Regions from separate parts of the Homo sapiens genome. Here region 1 is linked to region 2. A link is a contact called in ENCODE Hi-C or POLR2A ChIA-PET data. All regions are on one chromosome and are shown on one strand. Each heading gives the region's core, a stretch centred on a gene start or an enhancer-like site at or near the end of the contact. The rest is flanking DNA. Distances are from core to core; before and after follow the strand shown.

Region 1 (7,208 bases), core at 2,152-4,651, 99 kb before region 2:
AGGGTCTCCTCACTTCTCAGACGGGGCGGCCGGGCAGAGACGCTCCTCACATCCCAGACGGGGCGGCAGGGCAGAGGCGCTCCCCACATCTCAGACGATGGGCGGCCGGGCAGAGACGCTCCTCACTTCCTAGATGGGATGGCGGCCTGGCAGAGACGCTCCTCACTTCCTAGATGGGATGGCGGCCTGGCAGAGACGCTCCTCACTTCCTAGATGGGATGGCGGCCTGGCAGAGACGCTCCTCACTTCCTAGATGGGATGGCGGCCTGGCAGAGACGCTCCTCACTTCCTAGATGGGATGGCGGCCGGGCAGAGACGCTCCTCACTTTCCAGACTGGGTAGCCAGGCAGAGAGGCTCCTCACATCCCAGACGATGGGCGGCCAGGCAGAGACGCTCCTCACTTCCCAGACGGGGTGGCGGCCGGGCAGAGGCTGCAATCTCGGCACTTTGCGGGGCCAAGGCAGGCAGCTGGGAGGTGGAGGTTGTAGCGAGCCGAGATCACGCCACTGCACTCCAGCCTGGGCACCATTGAGCACTGAGCGAACGCGACTCCGTCTGCCATCCCGGCACCTCGGGAGGCCGAGGCTGGCGGATCACTCGCGGTTAGGAGCTGGAGACCAGCCCGGCCAACACAGCGAAACCCCGTCTCCACCAAAAAAATACGAAAACCAGTCAGGCGTGGCGGCGCGCACCTGCAATCGCAGGCACTCGGCAGGCTGAGGCAGGAGAATCAGGCAGGGAGGTTGCAGTGAGCCGAGATGGCAGCAGTACAGTCCAGCTTTGGCTCGGCATCAGGGGGAGACCGTGGAAAGAGAGGGAGAGGGAGACCGTGGGGAGAGGGAGACCGTGGGGAGAGGGAGACAGTGGGGAGAGGGAGAGGGAGAGGGAGAGGAGGGAGAGGGAGAGGAGGGAGAGGGAGAGGAGGGAGCGCCCTGATTTTCTTCTCCGGGATTGATAGTCCATTGGGGAACTCAACTATTTATTTAAAATTGTGTTTCCCAGGAAATGAGAGTTATGTATATTCAACTGTGGTTTTGTGAATGTCTTTATATTTATGGTGTTTTAAGTCACCAACTTTGCATTATAATTATACGGCAAATTGTTTATTGCTCTTTCTACTCTAATCGTGTTATAGCACATTGTTATTGTATATTTAAAGGCAACATCTACTTGCTTTCAGTTAAAACAAAAGGAAAATAGTCTACTGTATTTATCCAGATCCTGACAATTTCTGCTCCCCTTCTTTCCTGATGTTCCAAGTCTCCTCCTAGCATACAGGCCCTTCTATCTGAACAACTTCTTTCAGCAAGTCTGCTGCTGGCAACAAATTCTTCGTTTTTCATCACCTGAGAATATCTTTATTTCACTTTCATTCCTGAAGGGCATTTTTGCTGGATACAGAATTTGGGTTGACAGTTCTTTTCGGCGCTCTAACAATATCGTTTTACTTTTTCTGGCCTCCACGGTTTCTGATGAGAAATTCAGTCAAATTGTTATTCCCCAATAAGTATGACATTGTTCTTCTCTGGTTGCTTATATGATTTTTTTGTCTTTATTTTCAGCAATTTGGTTATGATGTATCTGGACATGGACTTCTTACTTTTTAGAGTTTATTTTGTTTGGCGGCCACTGAATTTCCTGAATCTATAGGTTTCTATCTTTTGCTAAATGTGGGAGATATTCAGCCATCATTTACTCCAATAGTTGTCTGCATCATATTGTTTCTCCTCTCCTTCTGACACTCCAGTGACAGTGTTATACTTTTTAGTACTGCCCCACATGTTCCTAAGGCTCTGTTCATTTTTTAAACTCATTTTTTTCTCTGTACTATGCAGACTGGATAATTTCTGTTTTTTGTTTTGTTTTGAGACAGAGTGCTCTGTCACCCAGAATGGAGTGCAGTGGCACGATCTCGGCTCACTGCAACCTCCGGCTCCTGGGTTCAAGTGATTCTCCTGTCTCAGCCTCCCAAGTAGCTGGGATTACAGGCACCTGCCACCACACCTGGTTAATTTTTGTATTTTTAGTAGAGATGGGGTTTCGCCACATTGGCCAGGCTGGTCTCGAACTCCTGAGCTCAGGTGATCCACCCGCCTCAGCCTCCCAAAGTGCTGGGATTACAGGTGTGAGCCACCACTCCCAGCCTGGATTGGATAATTTCTATTGATCTTAAAATTCCTTCACTCTTTCCTCTACCATCTCCATTCTGCTATTGAGCCTGTCTGGTTAGTTTATTTCAGTTAGTGTATTTTTCAGTTACAAAATTTCCACTTAATTCTTTTTATAGTTTCTTTTCCTTTACTGATACTTTCTATTTTCCCATCTCAGAAGTGTGCACCCTTACTTGTTGGAGCATTTTTATAATGACTGCTTTAAAGTCTATTGAATAATTCCAACATCTGTGTTATCTCGGCAGTGGTGTCTTGATTATTAAAAGATGATCCTGGCCAGGCGCAGTGGCTCACACCTGTAATCCCAGCACTTTGGGGAGGCTGAGGCAGGCAGATCACTTGAATCCAGGAGTTCAAGACCAGCCTGGGCAACATGGCAAAACCTTGTCTCTACAAAAAATATACAAAATTAGCCAGGTGTGGTGTCACGTGCCTGTAGTCCCGGTTACTCACGAGGCTGAGATGGGAGGATCGCTTGAGCCTGGGAGGCAGATGTTGCAGTGAGCTGAGATGCGCCACTGCACTCCAGCCTGGGGGACAGAGCAAGACCCTATCTCAAAAACAAAAAACAGGCCGGGCGCGGCGGCTCATGCCTGTAATCCTAGCACTTTGGGAGGCCAAGATGGGCGGATCTCTTGAGGTCAGGAGTTCAAAACCAGCCTGGCCAACATAGTGAAACCCTGTCTCTACTAAAAATACAAACAAGTTAGCCAGGCATGGTGACGGGCGCCTGTAATCCCAGCTGCTTGGGAAGCTGAGGCAGGAGAATCACTTGAACCTGGGTGGCAGAGGTTGCAGTGAGCTGAGATCACACCACTGCACTCCAGCCTGGGCAACAGAGCAAGACTCCATCTCAAACAAAACAAAACAAAACAAAAACAAACAAACAAACAAAACAGACACACAAAAAAAGACGATCCTATCTGAACCTATTCTGATTCAGAGGAAATTTTTTTTTTTTAAAGATGATTCTAGTTCTTAAGCCAATTAATTTTGAACTGCATTCTAGACATTTTCAATATTGTGTTAAGAAACTCTGAATTTTCTCTCAACCCTTGGGAGAATGTTGACGTTTTTATCTTAGTAAGCAATTTATGCAGTTAGATTCCACACACAAGTTCCAGCCAGCCTTCTGTGAGTTGTGGTTCCCAAGTCAGCTGTTTTCAAAGCCTTTGAAGCGCTTTTTGGATCCATCCTGCCTGTGCACCATCCAGTGGCCAGTTAGGGAACTGCATGGTGGTCTATCCCAGAGATGAGTTCTCCAAGTCTACGTAAGCTACTCAGCGTCAGATCTGGGTACCCACAACATGACGAGAAGTCTGGGAGTTCATTAACACCTTAAAGGGTTACCTTCCTGAGCTCCTCCTCTCTGCAATCCCCCCAGTACTTTCTAGTTTCCTGGGTCTCCCCTTTTCTGGTTCTCTAGCCACACGCTTCCCACAACTGCATCCATATCTGGGCCAGGTAATGGGGAGAGAGAGAGAATAAAGCATCGGGGGGTTCACACTTTACCCCTTGGAAACAAAATTCTTCTAATCAGCTCCCCTTTTCTGGGAGTCTCAGGCTCCCATCAGCTGCTGCTCTCATAAGAATGCCTGAGGGCTGGGGTGCAAGAGGACAGAGTAAAAAATAAAACTAGGCCTGGGCGCAGCGGCTCATGTCTGTAATCCCAGCGGCTCATGTCTGTAATCCCAGCACTCTGGGAGGCCAAGGCAGGTGGATCACCTGAGGTCAGGAGTTCGAGACCAGCCTGGCCAACATGATGAAACCCCATTTCTACTAAAAATATAAAAATGAGCCGGGGGTGGTGGTGCACGCCTGTAGTCCCAGCTACTCAGGAGGCTGAGGCAGGAGAATCACTTGAACCCAGGAGGTGGAGGTTGCAGTAAGCCAAGATTGCGCCACTGCACTTCAGCCTGGGTGACAGAGTGAGACTCTGTCTCAAAATAAAATATAAATATAAATAAATAAATAAAACTAAAAAATGGGGTTTCTTCATTCTAAGTGTTAGAGACCCATTCGCCAAGTCAGAAGTACAGAGCTTCTCCTGGTGCTCTCTGTCCACATTAAGACCTATTCCTGGGTTTGGGTCTGCCTGAGTTCAGGCTGAGAAATATTGGAAGGGAAAAAAAAATTGGTAAACTCAGTACCAATCCAGTGGTACTTCAAATTCTGGTCTTCTTCCCCAACTCACCTGCCACTGTTTACTTTCCAGAATCTCAAATAGCTGCTCCATGCTTTCTGTTCAGGTTTTATATCTGCATTCATTGGGTGACACCGGGTGGAATGTGCTTATTCCGTCTAACCTGGGACCGGGACCTGTTCACTTCTGTAAGCTCTTTCAAACCCATTTTGCAAAGGCGTAAGGGATAATGAAAGTGAAGTTTTTTCTTGTTATTTTAGAATTTGCCTGTAGGCCAGCAGCCAATTACTTCCACTGACCACCAAGACCTATCCTTGCTGCAATCTACAATGTTTTGAGACTTTTGGAGTACCCCAGACTTCTCAGAGGTGAGGAGAGAAAATGTCACTGTCCTGGATCTGCCTTCTTCTGGGATTCTTGCTTTAAAATCTAAGAGCTGACTTGAAATTCCAGAAGGCCGCCCAAGACATTCCAGGCTATACAAATGCTAACACAACAGGCCATGTACTCATCGGTGCTCACATGACAGGGTTTCATCCAGGACACTGAAACCTACAAGCCTATCCTCCCTGCGGCTATCTTTCCAACAATCAGCAGCACCCTCAGAGTCCAACCAGGACATTAACTTTCCGCTCAACCTCATTTCCAACAACGACGTCAATCCCTACAGCCTATGTACACAGTGTTATGTCGGAAAGAGTTACCGAGTCTGTTGTAAAGCATCCCCACGTATTTTCAGCCCTGAGCCTCTGACACCTGCTCAAATTACAAAGCATCACTTTTACTTTTTAAATGGTCATTTTTGGGCAGGAGGTAGGTCCCAACTGGAGACAGGGCGGCAGCCTGACCGCTGAAGCTTCGAGTCCAGCTGAGATGCCCCAGGGGTGTCCAAGAGAGAGAATACAGTCATGGGTTCTTAGTTTCTGTTTCTGATTGGGCCAGTAAAGCCCCTTCCTCATCCCTCTTTTCCGCTTCTAGATACAGAAAACAAAAACCATAGCTTCAGACTGCTAAAAGCCTCAACAAAGCAGAACAACAAAAAACTAAGGCGGGTTGGACAAGCTTGCCCTAGAGGGTGACAGTGGACAGGGAAGGGCCTTCCAGGCACTCTAACATTTAGAGGATGGGGAAGATGAGGGACCTAGCAAAGGAAACCGAAAAGGTGGGCGAACGGGCAGCCTGGAAGCCGAGGCAAGAAAGTCACTCAAGGAGCCGGGGTAATGCTGCTGATGGCCAAGGAAGACGAGGGCTGAGAACAGACGCTTGCATTTGGTGGCCGGCGGCTGACAGTCACTTGAAACAGGTGACCTCAGAGATAAGAATTGCTTATCACCGCAATTCTTCACAACATTGATCACAACTATAATTATATGTAGAGTTATTTGTTTAAATCTGTCTTTTCCTTGACCCATGGTAAATTCCAACGAAGGCAAGGGCCACAGAAGTCTTTGCCCTTCACTGTAATCTCAGGATGGATCTACTCAGAGGCTCAAATCTGTGAAACAAACAAAAGGGCCATGGAATCCAAGAAAGAAGGTTCCCCTTTACTCACAAGGCAAAGGACTGCACTTCCGAGGCAGTGTCACCATCCATGCTGCCCTGGCCAGAGTCCAGCTCATACAAAGCCAGCAACCAGAGGCCTGAAGGCAGCTCTCTCCAAATACATGCTCCCATCTTTATCCACAATAACTTCTCCGGTTCACCAGCAGTTACTGAAATTTGCCTGGCCGGTGGGCTTTGGGCCCTTTATTTAACCTGCTGTGGCAAAGATGGCTATTTTCCTTCCAATAGCTAACATTCTCTTCCTGCATACCGATAGTTCTTAAATTTTGGCATGCATTAGAATGACCTGTAGCTTCTGTTAAAACAAAACTTGTTGGGCCCCAGCCCCAGAACTTGGTTTGATGTGTCTGGAGTAAGGCCCGAGAACGTGCATTTCTAGCAAATGCCCGGGTGATGCTGATGTGACTACTCCGGGGACCGCAACTGGACAGCCACTGTTGTACTGTTATTCTCCTACCCGTGGTCATTTTTGTTTCCCCTGTTAAGAAAATCGCTCTCAAACTACCATCGAGGTTAACAAAAAATATGACTTAATTTTCAAAATGTTTATGCAATTTGAAAAGATAACTAAAAGTTAACATTTCAATATTTCCCCAAAATAGTAATATATAAGGCCCAAGCCAAAAGAATGCAGCCCAGTTAGAATAAAATCCGATGTACTGGGCAAATGTCCTGGGCAAACCACATATGGGATCAACACCACAAATCGGACCTATTGATTAAAAGTCAAGACATCCATTCCTTGACTAGTAACGCCGGGCGACTCACTGTGTTCAACCCTGGGCAAAAATACACCACATGCGCATTATCCCTTAGTGTAGAACAATTAAGCAAGTAGATGTCATAATGCCTGTTTAGCAGATGAGGAAACTGAGAAGTAGTCATTGGCTCAACAGAGACAAAAAGTGGTGAAGCCAGAAACCAAACCCAAGCCTGCAAGTCCAAAGCTCCTGGCCAGTGTGCACACCTGACCCCAGCTCAACCACAGGCTCCTTGAAGCAGGTCCAAAGCTCCTGGCCAGTGTGAACACCTGACCCCCAGCTCAGCCACAGGCTCCTTGAGGCAGGTCCAAAGCTCCTGGCCAGTGTGAACACCTGACCCCAGTTCAACCACAGGCTCCTTGAGGCAGGTCCAAAGCTCCTGGCCAGTGTGCACACCTGACCCCAGCTCAACCACGGGCTCCTTGAGGCAGGTCCAAAGCTCCTGGCCAGTGTGCACACCTGACCCCAGCTCAACCACGGGCTCCTTGAGGCAGGTCCAAAGCTCCTGGCCAGTGTGCACACCTGACCCCAGCTCAGCCACGGGCTCCTTGAGGCAGGTCCAAAGCTCC
Region 2 (7,085 bases), core at 1,585-4,084:
TGTATGTATATATTTATGTATGTATGTATGTATGTATGTATGTATGTATGAATGAATGATGGAGTTTTGCTCTGTCACCCAGGCTGGAGTGCAGTGGTGCGATCTCAGCTCACTGCAATCTCTACCTCCTGGGTTCAAGCAATTCTCCAGCTTCAGCCTCCCAAGTAGCTGGGATTACAGGGGTGCACCATCACGCCCGGCTAATTTTTGTATTTTTAGTAGAGATGGGGTTTCGCCATGTTGGCCAGGCTGGTCTTGAACTCCTGACCTCAGGTGATCTGCCCACCTTGGCCTTCCAAAATGATGGGATTACAAGCGTGAGCCACAGCGCCCGGCTGACATAAGATTTATTGACTTCATATCAGCATTTAAGTATTGTTAACTCTATGTAATAGTACTTGGGTTTGGGATTGGTGCTTTTCCGGTTGTATGAAGCATAGCTGTATTATGTTAGGTATAATTATGACCTTATTGTCTTTATTTGAAGATTACATATAATTTCAGGAGATGTGTATGGGTTCAAATTGACAAGGGGTGGACTTGTTATGGTTAATACTGAGTGTCAACTTGATTGGATTAAAGGATGCAAAGTACTGATCCTGGGTGTGTCTGTGGGGGTGTTGCCAAAGGAGATTAACATTTGATCCAGTGGGCTGGGAAAGGCAGACCCACCCTTCATCTGGGTGGGCACCATCTAGTCAGCTGCCAGCGTGGCTAGAATATAAAGCAGGCAGAAAAATGTGAAAAGACTAGACTGGCCTAGCCTCCCAGCCTACATCTTCTCCCATGCTGGATGCTTCCTGCCCTCGAACATCGGACTCCAAGTTCTTCAGTTTTGGGACTGGGACTGGGACTGGCTCTCCTTCCTCCTCAGCTTGCAGATGGCCTATTGTGGGACCTTGTGATCGTGTGAGTTAATACTTAATAAACTCCCCTTTGTGTATATATATACCTATTCCATTAGTTCTGTCCCTCTGGAGAACCCTAATACACTGACAATTCACACCAAATAAAAAGAATTTTCCTTAGGTTCATTTGCCTGCCTGCCTCTTAACCGGGGAAGGTCTAAGACGAGACTAAACCAGGCGGAGGCCCCGCTCCCGCCTTCGTGGTGCCCACAGGCTTGTGGAAGAGGCAGACATGCAGAAACGGAACGCAAGTACATGCTCTGGCTACAGCAAGAAGAGTCGTGCACAGAGTGCAGGAGGACACGGAAAGGGCGGGATCGTTCTGCAGAAGCCGGGACAGCGGCAACAAGCACACTGGCAAGGCTGCCTCAGGGTGCACTTTCAAAGAGGACAAGGCTAGGTCTCCCACTTATTAGGTAAACAAAAAAAAAAAAGATGAAAAGTGTGCCCACCCAAGGAGCAACAGGGTCAGCTCTGCATTTGTAATGCAATGCCCTCGGGCAGTAGTGTAGAGCCAAGACTGGGGAGAGAGCTGGGGATTCTTCAGGAAGCACTGGCAGTCAACAGTCAAGGGGGTTTGGAAGCGGGGGAGAATGCAGACTCAGAACAAAGGCCAGAGAACAGGAAGTCTGCACCCACAGGCCTGGCTGGTTCCTGGGAGAGGTGGGGTCCACTCACATGACTCCCAGGTTTTTGACTACAGTGACAACTGGAGGTGGTGGCTGTTTGTAAGTTAATGACGAGGAGGAGGACAGTCCACTTACCCTATTAAAATCTAACAGGCGCTCTTCATTACTGGGTGTCTCTTTAGCATCTGGATATTCTTCTAAACCACTCTCTCCCTTGGCATTTGTGTAACATTCTTAATCATTTGGAATGGAGAAGGGAAAAGAGGGAAAGGGGGAAATTCCATTAAGACACAGTTATGAAACATACATTCTTGTTTCATTTTTCACTAAAAAGCTACATCAGTTAGGTCTCCCAACCCTTCGGAGGTTTTAAGTCGTCACTAAAAGCACAGCCAGGCAGGTGTGTAAGAGAAAAAAAACGCTATGCTGACAAAAAATTCTTGGTTTGGTGAGTTAAAAAAAGAAATAGGCCAGCATAACCATACACTCCTGTTATTCTACCAGGAGGCACTCATTGGACAAGCTTCTATTCACACCTGTAATGTGATCGGCCCTGGGAACACACGACAGAGAGACCCACAGGGCCCATGCTCTCCACAACAAATGGATGGAGGAGACAGATGGTGCATCATAGCACGTTCATAGGACAGAGGAACAAAGGAAGCTCAGACAGAAGGGAACGCAATGGAGAAACGACACAGGGTCACGTCCTTGTGTGTTCTTCCTCAACAACATACTGAACCATGTATCACATCTATGAATAGGAAAAAGAAATGGTGCTAGCGATTCCATCAGGCAAATGGCCCCACAAAATGGGAAAAAAACTGGGATGAGAAGATATCAAACAAATCCAACGAGCCCAGTAGTTCTCAACCCTGGCTGCATATTCTCATCATCTGGGGGCTTTAGAGAGGCTTAGACTCCTGCCAGAGATTCCAAATGAACTGTCCTGGGCAGGGGCTGGGCACTTTCTGAAAAGCAGATTTGCTCCCAGGCAATTCTAATGCACTGAGAACTGCTGGTCTTCATCCAGAACAGCCTCTTACTCCCCTTACCTCCATGAGAAACATAGCTGGGGCAGAGGCACAGTGCAGAGTAAAAGGAGGAACTTGGCCAGGGTTTTGGACTCTGGCATTGACATTCATGGTGCATTAAGTCCTTTAACACCCTTGAGCATCTACTTCCTCAAAACCAGATCACACCCCCCATCCCCTGCCACAGAGTTGCCACAAGGTAGTTTGACGAGATGACATGCCTGCCCCTTGCACAACACCCCAAAGGACAAGGCTGGAGCAAGTGACTGCTGCGCCCTTCTACCTTGGCACAGAGTAGCGAGGCTGTGCCAAGGGTAAGACCATCTGGGCCCTGCTGGGCTGCTTCCTGCAGCTGCACTGGCCACATGGAAGACTCTCCACAGCTGTTCTCTCTGACGGCTCCAAGAACTCCAAGTTACTAGTTGAGGTTCATGAGAATACCCCAGGCTCTGGGATTAGACAGACTTCAGTCAATTCCAGGTCATGCTATTTACTTGTGATGTAACTTTGCACAAATTATTTAACCTCTTTGAGCCCTAGTATCCTCATCTCTAAGATGAGAACATCACCATTTTCCCTCCTACATTTCTGTGCAAATTCAAAGAGGTGAAGCCTCAAGCACAGTGCCGGGCACACACATTGCACCCATGACCGCTGCTTATCAAAGCCATAGGCTTGGAGGCGTGGTTGCCCTAGGGCGGCTGGGGAGGATGCCATGTGTCCTCTGCTGAGGCTGGGAGGAACCCTGGCTTCATCTCTCCTAAGGAGGCATCTTTTCCTTGGCTGACTTCTCACTCCATGGCCCACTCCATATGGCCACCACTTATACTGGCTGAGGGGCATGGAGTGGATAGGACATGGTTTCCTTGACAAGGATAGCTCAGAGGCAGGCAGGCCCATCTCCACACCCCACTCCTTCATTTTCTCTTCCTGCTTTAGGAATTCTGTACATACAAGAGGGTTTTATTGTGCCACAGGGTATTTGGAAAAGGTGATGCTGAACTGCTGCTGATAGTCTTCATGATGCTCAAGTTGACCACCACCCTGTTTCGGGCTATGACATGCCAGCCACTGTTCTAGGCACTTTACCTTACAATGAGGGCATTCTTCTAGCCTCCTTTTATACATACAGACTACAGAGGCACAGAAAGGCTCAGTCAGCACCCAAAGCCTAATAGCTGGGGAAAGAAGCTCTGGATTCCAATACAGTTCTCAATCCTGGGCCTTTCACCACCTGTCTGTACTGCTTCCCTGCAGGACTCTCTGTCTTTAATGCTAAAATCATCCAGACGCTTACATTACTCGAGTCTTGAAAGCACTGAAAATCCAGGGGCGTGAGCTGTGGAGACTGCTGTTTGGGACGGCACTCCTGGTGCACAGAGTCTACAAGGCCCTCTGTGGTCTGGCTCCCAGCTGCCTGGCTGGCCTCATCCCCACCACACTCCCATGCCATCCCTTCTTTGCCAGTCATGTTGGGGGCATACCCAATGCATTCCTGTCCCTGCACAAGCCACTGCTGCCTGGCACCTCTCCCTGCAGGCAGCCCCAGCTGTCACATGGTCTGTGCCCTATTTCCTCAAGTCCCTGTTGAGAAGGTACCTGAGCAGGGGGAGGACAGGGACACGATCTGTTTGCCTATGCATTCCCAAGTCTAGAACAGTGCCTAACCCAAGTGCTGAAGGGATGCACATATGAATGCGCAGCAAGGCCAGCAGGGGGCAGACTGCACAAAGCTGGGGCTTTCTTATATGGTTACCTGAACAAGCTGCCTCTTTTCTGAGCCTGTTTCCTCGCCTTACTGTAAAGGGGACAATGCTACTCTTCCTTTCCAGAGATGCTGTGAGCTCCCAGGTCAGCCCCTGGCTCAGAGCAGCAACTGCTTGTGATGAATCATATCCAATATTAGAAGCATTAGGAGTCCCCAGCCACTTCTGCTGAGTAGGTAAGTGACTACCTGTTTTCTTGGCTATCCTTCTGAGACTAAATGCCCCAACCCACATAAGCTAAAGAAGGATGCTTCATGATGCTACAGGGCAAATATGCAGGGACTTAACTCACAGTGTGAGCTAAAGGTCATTCAAAAGAAATAATTACCAGTATTTATGCACTGAGAGTTTCTCTATATACCACTTCACTGTAAAAACAAAAATATTATGTACAAACACCAGTATCCACTAAGAGACTGTACAGATAACCAGGAACCTAGAGCTAAGAGGTGAAACTGGATTCTTTACTAACTAATGACAGAAAACTGGACTAAGGGTGCTAAGGTTGCCCTTTACTAAAGAAACATGAACTCTGTGTCTCAAAATCATCCTATGCCACTGCAAGGAATTGGTTCTTTTCCACAAGGTGGCATCCTCCTCTCCCTCCTAGCTCTTCCTGAGAGGTCCTCTGTGGCACAGCTGTGGCCACATCCCACCTTCATTCCATTAACTGTGTCTGTGTCTTGTACTTGCCCAGTTTACCAGACTGGACACACATGAAGGGAAGCTCTGTGTGTCCTACTCCTACTGCCCTGGCATCTACCTTGGTACCAAGTGCAGGCAGCTGCTGTAGAGGGCAAAACTTCTGGACCACAAGAATCACAACCTACATTCTAGCCCATGCTTAATAGTTAACTGTGTGATTTCGGGCAAATTACAGTACTAAACTTGAGACTCAGCTTCCTCATCTGAAAACTAGCGGGGGGCATCTCCTAAGGTTCTTGTGGGAATTATGTAAAAGAAAAGCTTGAGAGCACCTTGCACGCAACCAAGGCTGTCCAGATATGAGCTAATGGTAGGGCGGCAGCAGCAACGGGCCTTCAATAAACGCTGTTCAATCAACGAAGACGCTAACAGTGAAGACTCAGCTCTACGCTCTCCTTATGACCCAGATGAACCTCTGGGAAGGAGGAAGGCAGGGTCCTGGGAAGCTGTCTGTGGCTACAGACCAGAGAACAGCAAACGCTCCACTCCTAAAGAGTCAACCTGGCCAAGCTGGCCTTCCATCCCATCAGCTATAGCCCATGCTGCCGAGGGATGCCAGGGAGGCTTTCCGAGGACAACACAGGCGTGTGCAGGGCATCGTGGCTAGTGAGAGAGAAGTCACTTGGCTCCACACTAACTACAAATTAGCTGAGGGGATGTGACAAACACGTGAACCCGTAAATTTAAATGCAAGAGATTTGCATAACCCCTTCGGGACTCTGACAGGAGACTGGTGTTAAATAAATGTGGTAGCCAATAGAAGCCCAGGAGACCACAATCTGGACAAGCTGAACTTCTTGAGCTAATCAATTCTGGTTGCATCCTTAGTTCCTACTTCTCCCAAAATTTCAATTCAGGGTTTCTTAACAACTTCTGGGTGTCTACCTGGAAGGCCTCACAGACTGCTCATTCAAAAAATACCCTAAACTAAAATCTTCCTCACCGCATCAGCGCCCACTCCTGTCTCCCTCTCTACCTAGACTCCCATAACTACTCCTCATAGAAAGTAATCCAACAAACTCCTCCTCTACAAAACCTCTCGGTCCTGTTTCCTTTTCTCTGTCCCCGCTTTGATTGCCTCAGTCCAGACCTTTAGCGTATGCCTCCCAAACTACTGCAAGGGCTTAAAACCCTGGCCAATAGCCTTCAGTTTTTCAATTCCATTTCCACTCTGTTACTAGAATTGTTCTAAACAACATCTGACCTTGACAACCTCCAATTTAAATCCTGTCAACGGCATTCCCTTCCTGCATGTCAGACGCTACCTAACCTAGCCAAGCCCTCAAACCTTCTGACAGGCTCCTGCCCTGTCTGTCTCTCCCGCGTCAGCTACAACTCAGCTGAGCCATGGAGCCCTGTGCTTTCCCCTGGCGGCGACCCTCCTGCCTCTGTGCAGGCAACTCTCTTCACAGGGACTGCCCGCTGTTTCCTCCTCTGTGACTCAGTGGTGGCTTATACACACCTCATCCATGGTCAGTAACGCTTGGATATATTTCCATGCCTTTCCCCTCCATCAGATTGTGGCTGTTTCAGAGCAGGGCCCAGTTCTCATTCCTCCCTGTGTCCCCAGTGCATGACAAAGTGCTACCCACACAGAAACCTCTTGGTAAATGTTTCTTGGACTGATATTCATAGAAAAAGAAATTATTGCTCTTAACAAATTACAAATTGCAATGAATAAATGAACTAACAAAGGTCTCCTTACCTTCACACTCTGATGCAGGAAAAAGAGGAGAGTACAAGGCTTTTTCCCACCAGGTCTGTTTTTCTTGACTTCTATTCATTCCTTGTATATCAGTGTTCAATACAGGGAACTGTTTAGATTAAACCAAATACAGAAAAAGTTTATAAACTTTCAGGTTAGAGGAAGAATATTCAAGCATTATTAACTACAGATTATAAACCCAGAACTTTTAAACTGGTGAGGTTTTTTGATTTTTCTTTCTTTCTTTTTGAGATAGGGTCTGGCTCTGTCACTCAGGCTGGAGTGTAGTGGCACGATCTTGGCTCACTGCAACCTCCACCTCCAGGGCTCAAGTGATC

Evidence for each region. Hi-C counts contacts between places; a loop is a spot of excess contacts on that map. ChIA-PET counts read pairs that join two places held with the same protein, here RNA polymerase II (POLR2A). Pooled maps may share reads with other maps.
Region 1: a loop to region 2 is called in a pooled map, with 2.3 times the contacts of the local background. The contact joins two enhancer-like sites. A Hi-C loop is called at or near these places in 5 of 50 pooled maps. POLR2A ChIA-PET finds 5 or more read pairs at or near these places in 5 of 52 experiments (B cell, CD4-positive, alpha-beta T cell, H1 and 2 more).

What each region holds. Positions count from the first base shown.
Region 1 is chr4:6,970,749-6,977,956 of GRCh38, reverse strand. The region is part of intron 3 of TBC1D14 (TBC1 domain family member 14); the gene reads right to left. Among named protein-coding and RNA genes, the nearest start is that of TBC1D14, 65 kb to the right of the region's middle. RefSeq lists enhancers at 3,988-4,626, 4,627-5,264, 6,542-7,179 and a silencer at 4,721-5,015. Within about 2 kb of position 3,401, at least 2 of the 41 ENCODE cell types and tissues checked have a DNase peak (open chromatin) inside an H3K27ac peak, as active enhancers do.
Region 2 is chr4:6,871,345-6,878,429 of GRCh38, reverse strand. It overlaps KIAA0232, which reads right to left. Exons shown (of 10, transcript NM_014743.3): 8 at 6,748-6,856; 9 at 1,673-1,770. Among named protein-coding and RNA genes, the nearest start is that of TBC1D14, 35 kb to the left of the region's middle. RefSeq lists a silencer at 4,212-4,371. Within about 2 kb of position 2,834, at least 8 of the 41 ENCODE cell types and tissues checked have a DNase peak (open chromatin) inside an H3K27ac peak, as active enhancers do.